3 separate regions of the Homo sapiens genome follow, and regions 1 and 2 are each linked to region 3. The links are chromatin contacts, found by Hi-C or POLR2A ChIA-PET in ENCODE. All regions are on one chromosome and are shown on one strand. Each heading gives the region's core, a stretch centred on a gene start or an enhancer-like site at or near the end of the contact. The rest is flanking DNA. Distances are from core to core; before and after follow the strand shown. Region 1 holds the start of RPTOR (regulatory associated protein of MTOR complex 1). Region 2 holds the start of BAIAP2-DT (BAIAP2 divergent transcript). Region 3 overlaps RPTOR (regulatory associated protein of MTOR complex 1).

Region 1 (4,269 bases), core at 474-2,973, 240 kb before region 3:
AGGATAGTCTCTGCCAACAGAGAGGGTGCCCTGAGTTTCAATAGGAGAATTGGCTCCATGGGGTGTAATAACCAAACGAATGTGCGGAATGACAATGATTTAATCCTGTAGCCTTTATTAAAGGCTTGCTTTGTGCTGGGTGAGAAAGGTCTGGGATTGTATTCTTCATTCTCATTTTGAAAGGAACACAAATGCCATCAAGATTTTGATATGGATGGCCACATGTGTCTAAGCCCCGGAAAACCATCCTGAGAGATCAAGACCATCTTGGCCAGGATGGTCTTGAACTCCTGACCTCATGATCCACCCACCTCAGCCTCCCAAAGTGCTGGGATTACAGGCGTGCACCACCACGCCTGGCCTCGTTTTATTCTTATTTATTTATTTATTTATTTATTTATTTTTGAGATGGAATCTCACTCTGTCACCCAGGCTGGAATGCAGTGGTGTAATCTCGGCTCACTGCAACCTCTGCCTCCCAGGTTCCAGCTCTTCTCCTGCCTCAGCCTCCCGAGCAGCTGAGACTACAGACGCACGCCACCACGCCCAGCTAATTTTTGTATTTTTATTAGAGACGGCGTTTCACCATGTTGGCCAGGCTGGTCTCGAACTCCTGAACTCGTGATCCACCCTCCTCGGCTTCCCAAAGGGCTAGGATTATAGGCGTGAGCCACGGTGCCCTGCCTACATTTGGTTTTATAGTCCACCTTACACAGTTCTCTATACATTGTAAATGAGCCAAATTTCCTGAATTGAAAAAGAGAGTCACACAAGAGGCTTGCCTCCACGCACAGACATGTAGTTTTAGATGTCTGCACGTGAAGCTATATCAAAATAAGAATAAACTACTGCTACCAAGAAGTGGGAAAAAAATTTAAAAAGGATAAACTGCTCAGAAAACGAAACAGATTAAACAAAAAATTGTATTAGATGAAATTTTTTTTCATCGAATCTTGCTCCAGACTCTTCTTCTGTTGCTTCAGACCCTTCTTCATCTGAAGAGTCTTGCTCTGTCTCCCAGGCTGGAGTGCAGTGGCACGATCTTGGCCCACTGCAACCTCCGCCTCCCGGGTTCAAGCAATTCTCCTGCCTCAGCCTCCTGAGTAGCTGGGATTACAGGCGCGCACCACCACGCCCAGCTAATTTGTGTATTTTTAGTAGGGACGGGGTTTCACCATGTTGGCCAGGCTGGTCTCGATCTCTTGACCTCGTGATCTGCCCGCTTCGGCCTCCCAAAGTGCTGGGATTACAGGCGTGAGCCACGGCGCCCGGCCTTTCACTTGGTTCTCTATGAAAAAATTAAAGAGAAAATCTGATTGACACTGTGGAGGACACTACACTCCAAAAAAAAAAGTACTATATTTTCTAATATTATCAGTGCTTTTTAATATTTTCTAATATTATCAGTGAAGCTTTTGCCGCTTTTTCAAAATCTGGAAGAAACAAGGCGGTTGATTCCTTTAATTTCAGGAGCATGTAACTTCATTTATAATGACAATGTTTTTGAAAAAATAAATTAAACCGACAGTTTCATTTGTAGGATTGACTTTAATAACACGCCTCTACTGAACAAATGGCGATTAACTGGGGAAAACGGAATTATGGTAACCGAGGTAACGGGGTCGGGGACTCTTTCTCCTTCGCTGCATGCTGGGTGGCGGGGAGAGACCGCTCTGAGGAGGTTTGGTCTGTCGGCCACGCCGTAGGCCGCGGTGCATTCTGGGTCCTGGCAATATGGCGTCCTCCTTGATGGGCTGATGAGATGAGTTTCACTGTAGCTCCAAACCAGAGGGCAAAGCTCCCATGACCCAATAAGCCCACATTGTCCCTTTCCTCCGTGGTTCCGTGTCGCCCGTTTCTCAGGACTCGTTCTCAGGCAGGAGAGAGCCTCGGGGCTGAAGGCCAGGACCAGCCAGGCCGCGCGGACCTGAGGTTGAGGAACCGGGTGCAGGCGAGCACGATGGGCCGGTCGTGGCTCTGGTTGCAGCAGCTCAGACGAGTGCGGGACCCGCAGGGCTGAGAGTGGCTGGAGGAGACCCAGGGCCCTTTGAACCCGATCCCTTGGCCGGAGACCTCAGCCCAGTCGGCCCAGTGGGCGAACCGGCACCAAGAGCGGCCTGCCTGTCTTCGGAACTGCTGAGGCGGTGGAGGCCGAGAGCAGGGTCATCGTGAGGCCTGAAGTCTCTTACGCTTTTGGCAGCTCCCCTCGCAGCCCCTCTGGAAACGTACAGCCTCAGGAGCAGCCAGTGGCTTGGGACCTGGGGTGGTGTGTGTCTGCGGAGCTTCTTGGGCTGCCCCATTTCCTAGCGGCCCCCACCTCCCCACTTCCCGCTCAGAGTTAGAGATAAGGATCTCAGACTTTTGCCTGAGTAAGGGTCTCCGCACTCTTTATCCATTTGGTTTTCGATTTCCCGTTTTTGTTTCTTATTTCACCAATTCTGGTACACGCTAGTTTTTAAGGCTGGAGGTTCTCGAGCGCTTGCTGCCAAGGACTCCCCCACCCCCTCCCCCACTGATGGAGTCCGAAATGCTGCAATCGCCTCTTCTGGGCCTGGGGGAGGAAGATGAGGCTGATCTTACAGACTGGAACCTACCTTTGGCTTTTATGAAAAAGAGGCACTGTGAGAAAATTGAAGGCTCCAAATCCTTAGCTCAGAGCTGGAGGATGAAGGATCGGGTAAGTGGATTCTGAAGGCACCCCTTGAACTTGGTAGTTTCCCCAACAAAGAAAGTTTACAGCCCGAAAAGTGTCCTTGGGAAAGCGCCGACATTTCCCCCTAGCCACACGTTGTAAGTCAACTAGAAAGCAAAAGCCATTTCAGACTGCAGTTTTTGGTTGAAAATGGAAAATGCTGTTTTGGTTAGTCATTATTCACTGGGTAGTGTTAATTCAATTCCAACTAAGTTCTAATTCAGATAATAAAAGTTAAGCAAATTTGAAAATAGAGCATTGCGAGTATTTACATGCTCTTTGGCATACTACTTAGTTCTGTAAACACTTAGAGGAAGGACAACGTGCGATATAATCTTTATACCCACATGATTAGTCTACTTTTTAAAATATCCAAGCTGGGTGAAGTGCAGAAGTCTGATATACTATGCTAGGAAATGAGATTACTGGAAAATGTTCAACTAGTAACAAATTAGTGCAAAGTTATTATAAAGTTACACTGAACTTCATTCTAGTCTTCTAAACAATTTCTCTTGAAGCTAGATTTTCCTCCTTTTATGTAGTGTCCTGTTGCTGTAACTTGGAAACAGGATTTCTTTAATCGTGAGTTAGGGTATGAGGCGTCGAGACTTGGGTGCAGGTTTTAGGGTGTCCGCATGGTGTTTGGAGTGTGGAGAGTGACTCACAAGCAGCTGGTAGGAAAGAAAACAGCCGAATTTTGTTGGATTTGTCCTTCATAAAACACCCATCTATTTCCTGGCCTCAAAAGCAAAAGGGTAGTACTGCTTCTCCTCTATGCACACTTATAATTTGTCTTTTTGTAAGTTATTTTCTCCCTCCAGGCTGCTTTTATTTGCACATTTCAGTGGTATAAAAGAGGAAGTTGGTGTTACAATGTTTGATTTTCTCTAGGCTTATGTATATGTTTATGGAATATTATTGTTTTTTAGTATATGATGTTGAACATATATAAGATTACACTTCTGGGCTGGGCGCGGTGGCTCACGCCTGTAATCTCAGCACTTTGGGAGGCCAAGGCAGGCCTCCCAAAGGCAGGCGGATCACCTGAGGTCAGGAGTTTGAGACCAGCCCGGCCAACATGGTGAAACCCTGTCTGTACTAAAAATACAAAAATTAGCTGGGCTTGGTGGCAGGTGCCCGTAATCCCAGCTACTCGAGAAGCTGAGGCTGGAGAATCGCTTGAACCTGGGAGGCAGAGGTTGCAGTGAGCCGAAATCGCACCATTGCACTCCAGCCTAGGGGACAGAGTGAGACTGTGTCTCAAAAATAAATAAATAAATAAAACTTCTGGTAACTCTAGTCAGTCAGTCAGTAGTAACCAGTTAGCTACTGACTTGGCTTACTTCTAAAAGGTTAGGAAAATTTGTTTCATCCAAAAGCATTTTAAGGAGTTAAATAAGTTAGTCATTGGGGGAGGTTGTATAAATTCTATCTTATGGACATCTTTAGTAGTAACTATATAGTTAAAAGCTTTTGTGGTTGCTATACATATATGAAAAGACTTTTTAAAAAATTCTTTGTGGAGGGCAGTTTTTTTGTTGTTGTTATTTTGAAATGTGGTTCTCTCTGCTGTCCTA
Region 2 (4,860 bases), core at 28-2,527, 250 kb after region 3:
AGGTAAATGCCCTCATTTGTTAGGGCCAGTTTGAGCGAGCTTTCTGTCATTTACCACCAAAAGAATCCTAGAAAATAAATACACAGGGATCTACCCCCAAACACTGGAGACAATAAAGAAAAAGGAAGCAGCCAGGGCCAGTAGCTGGAAGGAAATTCAGCCGGAGGAGAGGAGGCGCGGGGCTGTGGTGGGAGGGAGGCAATGCTTCCTGAATCTTACTTCCCTGGTCTTTCCATCGGCCTGAGCCCGTGCCAGTCTGGGGATCTGCCGGCCAGCCAGCACAACTGCGTCTCCCCCAGGGGCCTGACTCGTTGAAGGAATGAATGAATGAATGATTTTGCAGGGATGGGAGGCTGGGAGACTGAGAGGTTTCATTAAACGGAAACGCTCAGATCTGGTGTTTCACAACGTAAAACAAATAATTCCTCTATGTTAGCCTAATTTATGTAAATATTTCTCCACGGGAATTGTACCGGGAGACCTGTGTGCCAACTCGGCCAGCTTCCCCGGCAGAATCTCCCCTTGGGAGGACCCTTAAGCAGGACCCTTCCTAAAAATTGGAGGCAGCTCTGACTCCTCCATTCCTCCTACAAGGTTCCCCCACCCCCTAGGGCTTTCCACCGCATGAGAGTCCTCCGGGCCCCTCGTTTCCTACTGCCCTCGACCCTTCCTTCCCGAGACCTCTCTCTCTCAGTAAACTGCCTCCAACGAGAATCTTCTGACGGCAGGAGGGTCCTCCCCGTCCCTAAGGGTCGCCCTGTCCCCAGGCCTTCCAGCAGGACACTCCCCTGTCCCCTCTCCAGATCCTCCTTCCCAGGGCCCTCCTCCAAGATCCTCTTCCCCAACCCTCCTCTCCCAGGGTCCTCCCCTCTCCAGAATCCCGGCCCCAAGCCCCCAAGCGCTGTCTGCCTGTCTGGGGTCCTCCCCAGAGTTCACCTTCTGCAGGATCCTCCCTCCAAGTCCTCTCCTCACGATGCTCCCCCGAAATCCTCCTTCTCCAAGTCGTCCCCCACTCCAGGGCCGAGCTCTCTCCAGGGTCCTCCTGCAGCACCCCCTCCCCCAGGGTTCTCCTCTCTGCCCCGAGGGGCCGGCCGGGGGGTCGCCGCCCGCCCGGCGGGCTTACCTGCGAAGCGGCGGGGTCGGGGCCTCTCCCACCTGTAAGCCCGGCCCGCGGCGTCCTGCGTCCGAGCCGCTCCCCGCCCCGCAGCGCCAGGCCGCGACCCGGCGGGCCGCCCGCCCCGAAGTGCCACTTCGCGAAGTGCCGCCTCCACGCGCGCTGCCGCCGGCGCCCCCCGCTCTCCTCCCCGCACCTTCTGCTCCTTCTTCCTGCGCCACCCCGCCCCCGCCTCCCCGCCCCCAGCCCGGCTGTTGCCCGGGCCCCCTCAGGCTGCTCCCAGGGCCCCAGCCCGCGCCGCGCCTCCCCTCTCCTCCCCCAGGATCGACGCCGCCGCAGACCAATCGCTGCCTGGAGTCGGCCACTAGGCCCCACCTCCGATCCCGCCCCCCTCCCCCTTCTCCGGAACCCACCAATGGAAAGGGCGGTGCGGGGGCGGGGCCTGGCGGTTGCCTAGCAGCGGCAGCGCCGGGCGGGGGCGGGTGGTCGGGGGCGGTGATGCGGGCGCAACGGGGGCGGGACGCAGGGGCGGGGACTGCCGCGGGGCGGGGCCTGAGGCGGCTATAAAGGTGGCCGCCGCCGGACGCCGGGCTCTGTGGTTCGGGTCCGCTTTCGTCTCCGTCCTGCTGCCGTTACCGCCGCTGCTGCCGCCGCTTGCGTCCCCCGCTCCGGTCTGTGGTGCAGCCGGGACCCAGGACCATGTCTCTGTCTCGCTCAGAGGAGATGCACCGGCTCACGGAAAATGTCTATAAGGTGAGCGCCCCCCGGCGCCGAGCTGAGCCCGCTCCGTGTGCGCCTGGGTCGCGCGCCGCCCGCGCGCCCGAGCCCGACCAGGGCGGCCCCGGGGCCGCGCGCCGGGCCAGGAGGCTGGGACTTTGGGGGTCTTCCCGGCGCGGCCACCCGGGACCCGGGCTGCTGGGGTGGTGAGCCCGGCGCCGGCCGCTCACAGGTGGCCACCCCCGCCCGGGCCCCCCCATCCCATGCGCGCCGCGGCCCGGTCAGTCCCCAGCCCCAGGCCCGGGGAGCACTCCCCGCTCCGACGGCCCTGCTCGGCCCCCGCGCGCTCGCCTTGGCGTCGGCGGGAACGGAGCCGCGCGCCGGGCCCCGGAAGCCCTCGGACCGGTCGGGGTCGTAGCACACCCGGGCAGGGCCGGGGCGGCGGGGGCGGCGGGCCCAGGGGTTGCGGCGGCCAGGACGGCATGGGGGCTGTCTGAAGGCCGCGGTCGGCGCGGTGGCACCGTGGGGCTCCTCCAGGCGCGGTTGCGCGAGCCTCGGGCACTTCATTCTCAACAGGCTTTCCCTTCCCACAACTCCTGCCCGGCGCCCATGCTGGGGCCTAAGGTGGGAGGTCGGAGCGCGGGCAGGCTGGATGGGTGGACGGATAATCTATCATCTTATGTAACCGCGGAGAGAGAAGACTAATTGTGTAGGAGGCTGACGTGCCTGCCTTTGCTTCAGATGTGTTAAGAGTGGCATCCACGTTCTCGTCTGCGAAATGACAGGTTCACATCCAAGGGCCGCAGAGCACCGCTGGAAGCCTCCCCTGCCGCCCCCTCCCCAGTCGTTTTTGTGGCTGGGATACCGACAAACAGGCCCTTGGTTTTCTCTTTCTTCAGCATCCGTTCTCGGTCCAGACCCCCACGCCTGAGCCCGGCAGCTGCCGGGGAGCATTTTCTCAGAGGAGAAACCCCTGCTCTGGGTGTCCCTGGGTCCTGGGCGATCTCTTACAGATGTGCTTTGTTTCAAAACTGTCTGCAGGTTCAGTGACAGGCTGGGCGATGAGTGGAGTGGGTATTTACCCGGCAGTCGCTGGTTCATGTTTCCTAACCGGCTTGCACCCTGCCCGGCAGAGTAACTGTTTCTGATTGTGGTAGGCGGCCAAGGCGTGCCTGGCCAGGGGCCTGGGAAGCCCTCTTAGCTCTCAGGCTTGGGAGAGCCAGATGGAGGCTTCAGGGGTGGCCCCTCTGGTTCCAGCTGGAGTGCAGGGGGCCGATTGCACTTGAATACAGCTTTCAATAAAGCTTGTGAAGTTGGGGCCGCGTCAGTCTGGAAGGTTTCTGAAGGCGGGTGTGCGGTCGACTAGATGAGTCCTAAAGCCACGTCGGAGCCACTGGGAAACAGGATTCAGGGTGACCTGAGGAGTCGGCTTGGGAAAGGCACAGGCCCTGGGGTTGTTAGGTTTGGTTTCACAGAGTCTGTGGCATACGGTTCTGGCCTTGTTGCTCTGTGGAAGCACATGTTGTCAAGGGAGGGAGGTTTATTAAATTATTAGTCATTAGCTCCATTACGACTTGTTTGTGATTGCAGAGGGTGGAAGAGAAGTACCAGCGGAACCTTTTTCCTATTTTTTCTCCTTCTGCGCTGAAACCAGAAAGCAGGAACTTTCGTGGTGAGAGTTGGCAGGGGGTGAGTACATGGAGTGGTTTTGCTCTGGGGGACCGACCCCGTGATCGTCCTTAATAAAACTCTCCTAACCGGGCAGTAGGCCTTCACCTAGGTGAAGCTGTAATTTATCTGCAGGTCTAAGTGAAATCTGCTGGCAGGAAAACTCTTAGGACTGAGTGTTTGGGGACTTTGAGCCCCTGTGGACGCAGACCAGCTGGTCTGGAGCACGTGAAACACACAGGTTCTGCGTTTTGTCTTCCACGGGTGGGTTAATTGGTGATTTTCCCAAGTGAAGATGTGGCGGTTGATGATTTGATTTAGCACGGCAGGACGCGGTGGGCCGCAGGTGTCTGAAGGGTCGATCCACTCTGGAAAGGCTTTGCCCTGGTGACAGGCTTGCGCTGCTGCTGCTGCACACAGGCGGGGTTGGTTTTGTAGGTAGGTGGCTCCTGCTGCCACTCCGGGAGCCTGACTGCTGAGTCTTTGAGACCTTTTTGTGCTTTGTCACTGGGGAGCTCAAGGTGCCTTGGTAGTGCCGGTACTGGTTGGGCAGCTTTTGGCAATGTCAGCCAGGCAGAAACTCAGCCCACATGGAGACATAGTCAGGAGACCGCTGAGGCCACCGGTGTGCACTCCTGGGCCGGTCCAGCCGGTCCAGGCAGTGCTGAGCTCTGTCCTCTCCTGGGACGGTGCTGCCTCTGGCATCCCTTCCCGGGGCCGCTCCTGTGCCTGGGTTGGCGGCTTGCAGAGCCCTGGCAGTGCCTCTTGGAACGGCTGTGCTGTGGCCTGCTTAGTGTCACCCGCGATGCGGCTCAGCTGTTTGGTTTGGTTTGGACATTGCATCGCCTTAACTGCAGTTCTGAGTGGTGTTTGCCTTGGCAAAGGAGGACGCTTGTCCTTGGCCTTGGTGATTAAAAATGCGAGAATAAAAAGTGCAGTTTTGATTTTCTTCCCCGTAAGAATCCGTAACGCAGACTTTGACCTCTTTTCTGGTGGCTCCATTCCCTTGGGAGCTGTGTCCTCGGGGAATTTCATGGAAGATGAAGGGGAGGGGAGTGGAACGGCTTCCCGGTGTTTGCCGAGAACATAATCTCAGACCTTCTGGGGGCACTGCGTGGGCTGGGCCCTGCAGGTGTTGGGAGGGCAAGGCGCGGAAGACCCCTTCCTCCACAGGAGCCCGGGCCCAGCGCTTGCTCAGGTTGCCCTGGGTAGTGGCCCAGATGGAGGGATGGAGTGCTGGAATCTGCCTCCCCCGGTGGCCTTTGGAATTAAGGCTACTGAAGCTGCAGCCCTCTTGGGGAAGCCCCGTGCATCCCTGTGTGCTGAGGGGCTGGCTCCCTGGCTGGCTGTGTCTCCTGGAA
Region 3 (4,516 bases), core at 1,543-4,042:
GCAACACCCAGTCTGTACCAAACTTTCTTCAAAAAATTAGCCTGGTATGGTGGTGCGCCTATGGTCCCAGCTTCTCGGGAGAAGGAGGCAGGAGGATGACTAGAGCCCGGGAGTTCACCACTACCGTGAGCTGAGATCATGCCACTGCACTCCAGCCCACACAGCAGAGTGGGGCAAGACCTGGTCTCTTAAAAGAATAAAATATTGACTGAGGATCAGGACGGTAAAATCACGAGACCTCAGAGAAGGAACAACTGTCGTGGCACCTCATGTGCGGTGTCTGGCCGCGGCGCCTGCGAATGGGTTTTGCTCTTGGTTGTCTTGGAACCAAACATCTGTGTGCTGGCATGGACTGGACATCGCCAGGTGTTTGGACCATATCTTTGTGGTTTAGCACAAAACCAAGACATACAGTTTGTACCTGTCATAGTCACTGGAGAAGCCGTGCTGTTAATTGATACAGAAACACAGCCGTGGGCTGAGATGCACCTTCTGAGCCCATGGCTGTCCTCAGCCTCATCACAGACCCCAAGCTGAATGGTCCTGCCGGACTAGGCATGAGGGCTGGAGCTCATGTGTGCGCCCGTAAGCTGGCTTTCCATTCAGTGGTTTCAACTTCTGCCTGTAGAAACACCAAAATTGTCCATGAGGTAAATGAAAATACATCCCAGGACACTCTCACTGTCCTCCCATTGTCTGGTGTCTTGTTGAGGGCTCTGGCCAGGTCAACAGGCAACTGTTTTGTCCTGTGAAAGTGTGGCGCCTCCGTGGCTTTCTGGGAGAACCGAAGAGAGAGACTTGCAGTCGGCGAGGAACTCCTTGGCGCAAGCAGCGTGCGGATCTCCTCATGCTTCTGCCGTGCCTACGTGCACTGACGTCGTCACAGGTGGGGGATAAGATTCCGTCGCGGTCGGAGTTTTCCTGTGTGAACATTGAGATGTGCAATTCCGTGACCGCAGGCACTGCCCCTCCGACACAGTGGGGTTCATCTGCTTGCGGAAGCCTCTTAAGGGCGGTTGGGAGAGACCCTCAGTGGCGCATGTCTGGAGGCTGCTGACCTAGCGTCGCAACCATAGACCAGGAACACAAGCAGATAAAAGCAGCAAGTGGGACAGATTGAACCAGCTCTTGGCATAGTTTCCCACCCCCCAGCTAGTTCAGGAGTCTGTGGACAAACTGTGTTTCAAGCATGTTGAACAACGCAGTGTGCATTTCCAAGTTCATTGGAAAATCTATGTGAGTTCACTTGTTTGCCACCAGAATGCCAGGAGTGAGCTCCGTTCTCGGGGTGCTCTTCCTTAGCCCCCAGTTTTTGCGGTGGCTTAAGGCTCTGCAGGAGTCGGGGGTACCCAGGCTCCACTCCTTGGCCCGACTCCATGCTGTTGCGGCTCTCATCTGCTGTGGGAAACTCGCTCCTCGTGGACATTTTCCACGCCTCTGGCTGGATTTCTGCTCAGTAGCCTTCAGCCAGCGGTGTTCTCATCGTGTCCATCTGCTTCTATTAAGTTAATGGGCACAGACACACGGCCCATAAAGCAGCTGGATCAAAAGTCTGGTTCTTATCAGACGACTTAATTGATAAATGTCGCAATCACAAGAAGCTGAAATGCTGTTGTGCAATGACTTCCAGAATGGTGTTCTGGGCACGTCAGCTTCCCTAAGTACAACTGGAGCCGTCGGTGGAGAAGAGCGGAAAGGGAGAGTTCAGTTGGTAGGAGGGAGGGGTCCAGCGAGAGACAGGGATGTACACGAAGTCTGTTTAACTTTACATATTGGGTGCAGAAACCACCACGGTTTAAATGCTTAGGAAGACAACTGGATAGACGGTGGTTTGTTTCTAGCCCTGATTCTGAACTCATCTGTCCTGAAAAACAGTTGCTGACACCCTCTGACCCTCAGAGGCGGTCCGGGCTAGAAGGGGATTAGTGGAGGACATCTCGGCAGGGCTGCTGTAGGCGGATGTTGTCCAGTCAGAGCGGAACCGTGACCTGTGATACGTATACTTTTCATTTTTGCCGTTTATGCTATTTTTAGATTGTCTTTATTTTACATATTAGGAATTTGCACACACGTCAGGTGAGTCGTAAGAGTCACAGAGGAAGTTCCTTCTTAGCCTGTGGCAGGGTGGATCCTGCAGCTCCCTTCCCCCCTCACCCTCCCCCCGGGGGGCCTCACTCACACAGCCCCTCCGGCTCCCTTTCTTTTTATGAGCTTTCACCTTACTCTGTTTTCCTCTTTTCTTCCTGATTTCCCTAATTGAGTTTGAGTCAGTGCATTGAGCGTGCGCTCTCAGTTGTCAGGGGTACACACTTGTGTGTGATTTTTTATGTGGCTGAGATGCACCAGGATCCTGTTGCCTCAGCCCACTGTGGTCTTTGGGTGCAGAGGAGGGTTCTTATGCCCAGCCACTTAGCCAGCAGGGTAGCTGGGGGTGAGTTTCAGAACCTTCTGAACCTCAACTGTCTCCCCTCCAGGGCAGGAAGGATAATAACACACATCTAAGCGGGGAGGGTGATAATTGTGCCCATAGTCTAAATCTTTCTCAGATCCTCCGGTGACATTGCCGGGTGGCCTGAGCTAGGAGGAAGGGTGAGGACTTAGGCAGATGGAGGACTGTGCATTTCAGTTTTTTGTTTTAATTAATTTTTTTAACTGACAAGATAACTTAGAGGGATTTTTTAAATTGGCAAATAGAATCTTCAGCTTTGCCTTCGGTTCCCTCATCGTAGGGTCAGCTCGTGGCTGCCACCCCAAGACAACACTTCCTCCCCGTGGCCGCCCTGCGGTTCCCTTCTTCCCGGAGGGTACCAACGAGCTAGGCCTGGTGCTGCCGAAAAGGAACTCAGGAAAAGGTTCCAAAATTTTTAATAGGAAGAATTTCCCAAGTCTAAAATACACAGAACTTACTCAAAAAGGGCCCCTTCTTGTGGATATTTTTAAGAGTACATTTTGCCACGCTGTCTCGCGTGGGGCCTCTGCAGCAGCTGAGACGTTTGGCAGTTTCTTCAAGACTTGGAGTAAAACCTCGCCTGAGATAGAATCTAAATACACTGGGCTTGGATCGCCCATTTGACTAAATTTCGATCCCAACTCTAGCTTTCAGAAACCTCCTTATAGGGAGAGACCTATTGCTATGGGAAGGCAAGAGAAATTAATGTCTGCGTTATTCCAGCAAAGCCCCTGCACTGCGCTGGAGGGACTTTTGTTTGCGTCTTTGGGTTGCAGAAGGGGCTATGATTGTGCGTGGCTTATCTTGGTCTCCAGCCCAGTTTAGACCTCCTTCTAGCTGATCTCTTCTCTCACTTGTACTTTGGAAGAGAGTCAGGGCTTGGCTTTGGGTCACCAGGCGTGCAGCCATGTCAGAGCTCTGGAGCCACCTCGGTTTTGTCCCTGTCACGGGGATTGACTGATTCTTAAATGATCTGCGCGAGGCGGCCCTGGAGCCTACAGCAGCACCGTTCCCCCAGGGTATCGCTGGCCTGTGTTTCACATAGGGTCAGCTCTTCGGGGGTTGTCACTGAGTAGTAAGTGCTGAGCCCTCCTGTCCCTGTTTGCAGAGGCAGCGGCTGGTTTCTGGCTGGCCAGTGATTCCTCCACCCTGTGAACACACGTGGAAATTGACACGGTGGACTCTGGGATGTAGGGGAAGGCTCTGGGTCAAGGGCATGGCTTCTTTATATAGAAAGAACAAGTCAGATGGCAGGAAAGATATAATGGTGGGTCATTTAAGTATTGGTTCTTTGTAATTTAAAAGAATCACTTTATTTATTTATTTTTTTATTTTTATTTTTTTTTAAAGAACTGAGTTTTATGGGTTTGCCACAAAGCCATTCTACATCCCCGACAAGAATAAGAATAGGTGAGGACCCAGCAGTCGCATGTGAAAATAAACGGTGTATTTAGCGGGAAACTAATGCCTCTTGCAGCCATCAGGCACTGTTTTCCCTTGATCCTGGAACACCTTGGTTTCCGGGGATCTCAGCCCCAGCCGTTGCCCCATAGCTGTTCCTCAGCACCGCAGTCGTGGAAGCCCTGTACTGAATTAGAACCGAGCAGCCCTGGCTCTCAAGGGGTCACGGGGTGAGAGGACCAGAGTTCTGCAGGCATTTTCACGTGAGAAACTCCAGTCCTCTGTGGCTGTCCCACTTCCTGACAGCTTGGCTTCCTTCAGGCAGCCTGAGTATTATTCCCATCTTAGCTCTGTCGGTATGTAGTATAAACACAGTCCATGTTATTGATAGTTTCTTAGGTAAAAACACATTAATATTTGAATCGGGCCAAGGAGCACGGAGAATCTGAAGTTGTCGCAAACAAGCTGGCTGTAAATGGGCTCCTCCAGGGCAAGGCACACCCCAGAGCTACTGGGGGAGGTGGAAGCTTGCTGTGTGTTGTGTGTGTGTTTCCTGTGGTTGATGCTCATAAGCGTTACCTCCGTGGAAGAGGTTTACCTTTTTAGGAAAGAGTTGGTTTTCTGCTTTTGCAAATTTGTACCAACTGTTGATCATCTCAAGGACAG

The links. A loop is a pair of places that touch in the nucleus more often than their neighbours do. ChIA-PET counts read pairs that join two places held with the same protein, here RNA polymerase II (POLR2A). Pooled maps may share reads with other maps.
Region 1: a loop to region 3 is called in a pooled map, with 3 times the contacts of the local background. The contact joins the promoter of RPTOR here to the enhancer-like site in region 3. A Hi-C loop is called at or near these places in 2 of 168 maps with a recorded cell type or tissue (Right ventricle myocardium inferior and gastrocnemius medialis) and 10 of 50 pooled maps. POLR2A ChIA-PET finds 5 or more read pairs at or near these places in 2 of 52 experiments (MCF 10A and OCI-LY7).
Region 2: a pooled map shows a loop between it and region 3 (3-fold over the local background). The contact joins the promoter of BAIAP2-DT here to the enhancer-like site in region 3. A Hi-C loop is called at or near these places in 1 of 168 maps with a recorded cell type or tissue (mesothelial cell of epicardium) and 1 of 50 pooled maps. POLR2A ChIA-PET finds 5 or more read pairs at or near these places in 2 of 52 experiments (A673 and CD4-positive, alpha-beta memory T cell).

What each region holds. Positions count from the first base shown.
Region 1 is chr17:80,543,115-80,547,383 of GRCh38, forward strand. RPTOR (regulatory associated protein of MTOR complex 1) reads left to right here and starts at 1,724. Exons shown (of 34, transcript NM_020761.3): 1 at 1,724-2,677. The coding sequence starts at 2,516. RefSeq lists enhancers at 1,418-2,244, 1,578-1,937, 2,218-2,317, 2,245-3,071.
Region 2 is chr17:81,033,442-81,038,301 of GRCh38, forward strand. It overlaps BAIAP2-DT (BAIAP2 divergent transcript), which reads right to left and starts at 1,278. Exons shown (of 2, transcript NR_026857.1): 1 at 1,124-1,278. BAIAP2 (BAR/IMD domain containing adaptor protein 2) reads left to right here and starts at 1,710. Exons shown (of 14, transcript NM_001144888.2): 1 at 1,710-1,867. The coding sequence starts at 1,814. RefSeq lists a silencer at 1,346-1,655 and enhancers at 1,527-2,522, 3,573-4,125.
Region 3 is chr17:80,778,616-80,783,131 of GRCh38, forward strand. All of the region lies in intron 6 of RPTOR (regulatory associated protein of MTOR complex 1), which reads left to right. Among named protein-coding and RNA genes, the nearest start is that of CHMP6, 210 kb to the right of the region's middle. RefSeq lists enhancers at 858-1,358, 1,875-2,074. Within about 2 kb of position 2,793, at least 19 of the 41 ENCODE cell types and tissues checked have a DNase peak (open chromatin) inside an H3K27ac peak, as active enhancers do; they include OCI-LY7 and gastrocnemius medialis, where a contact is called at or near this core.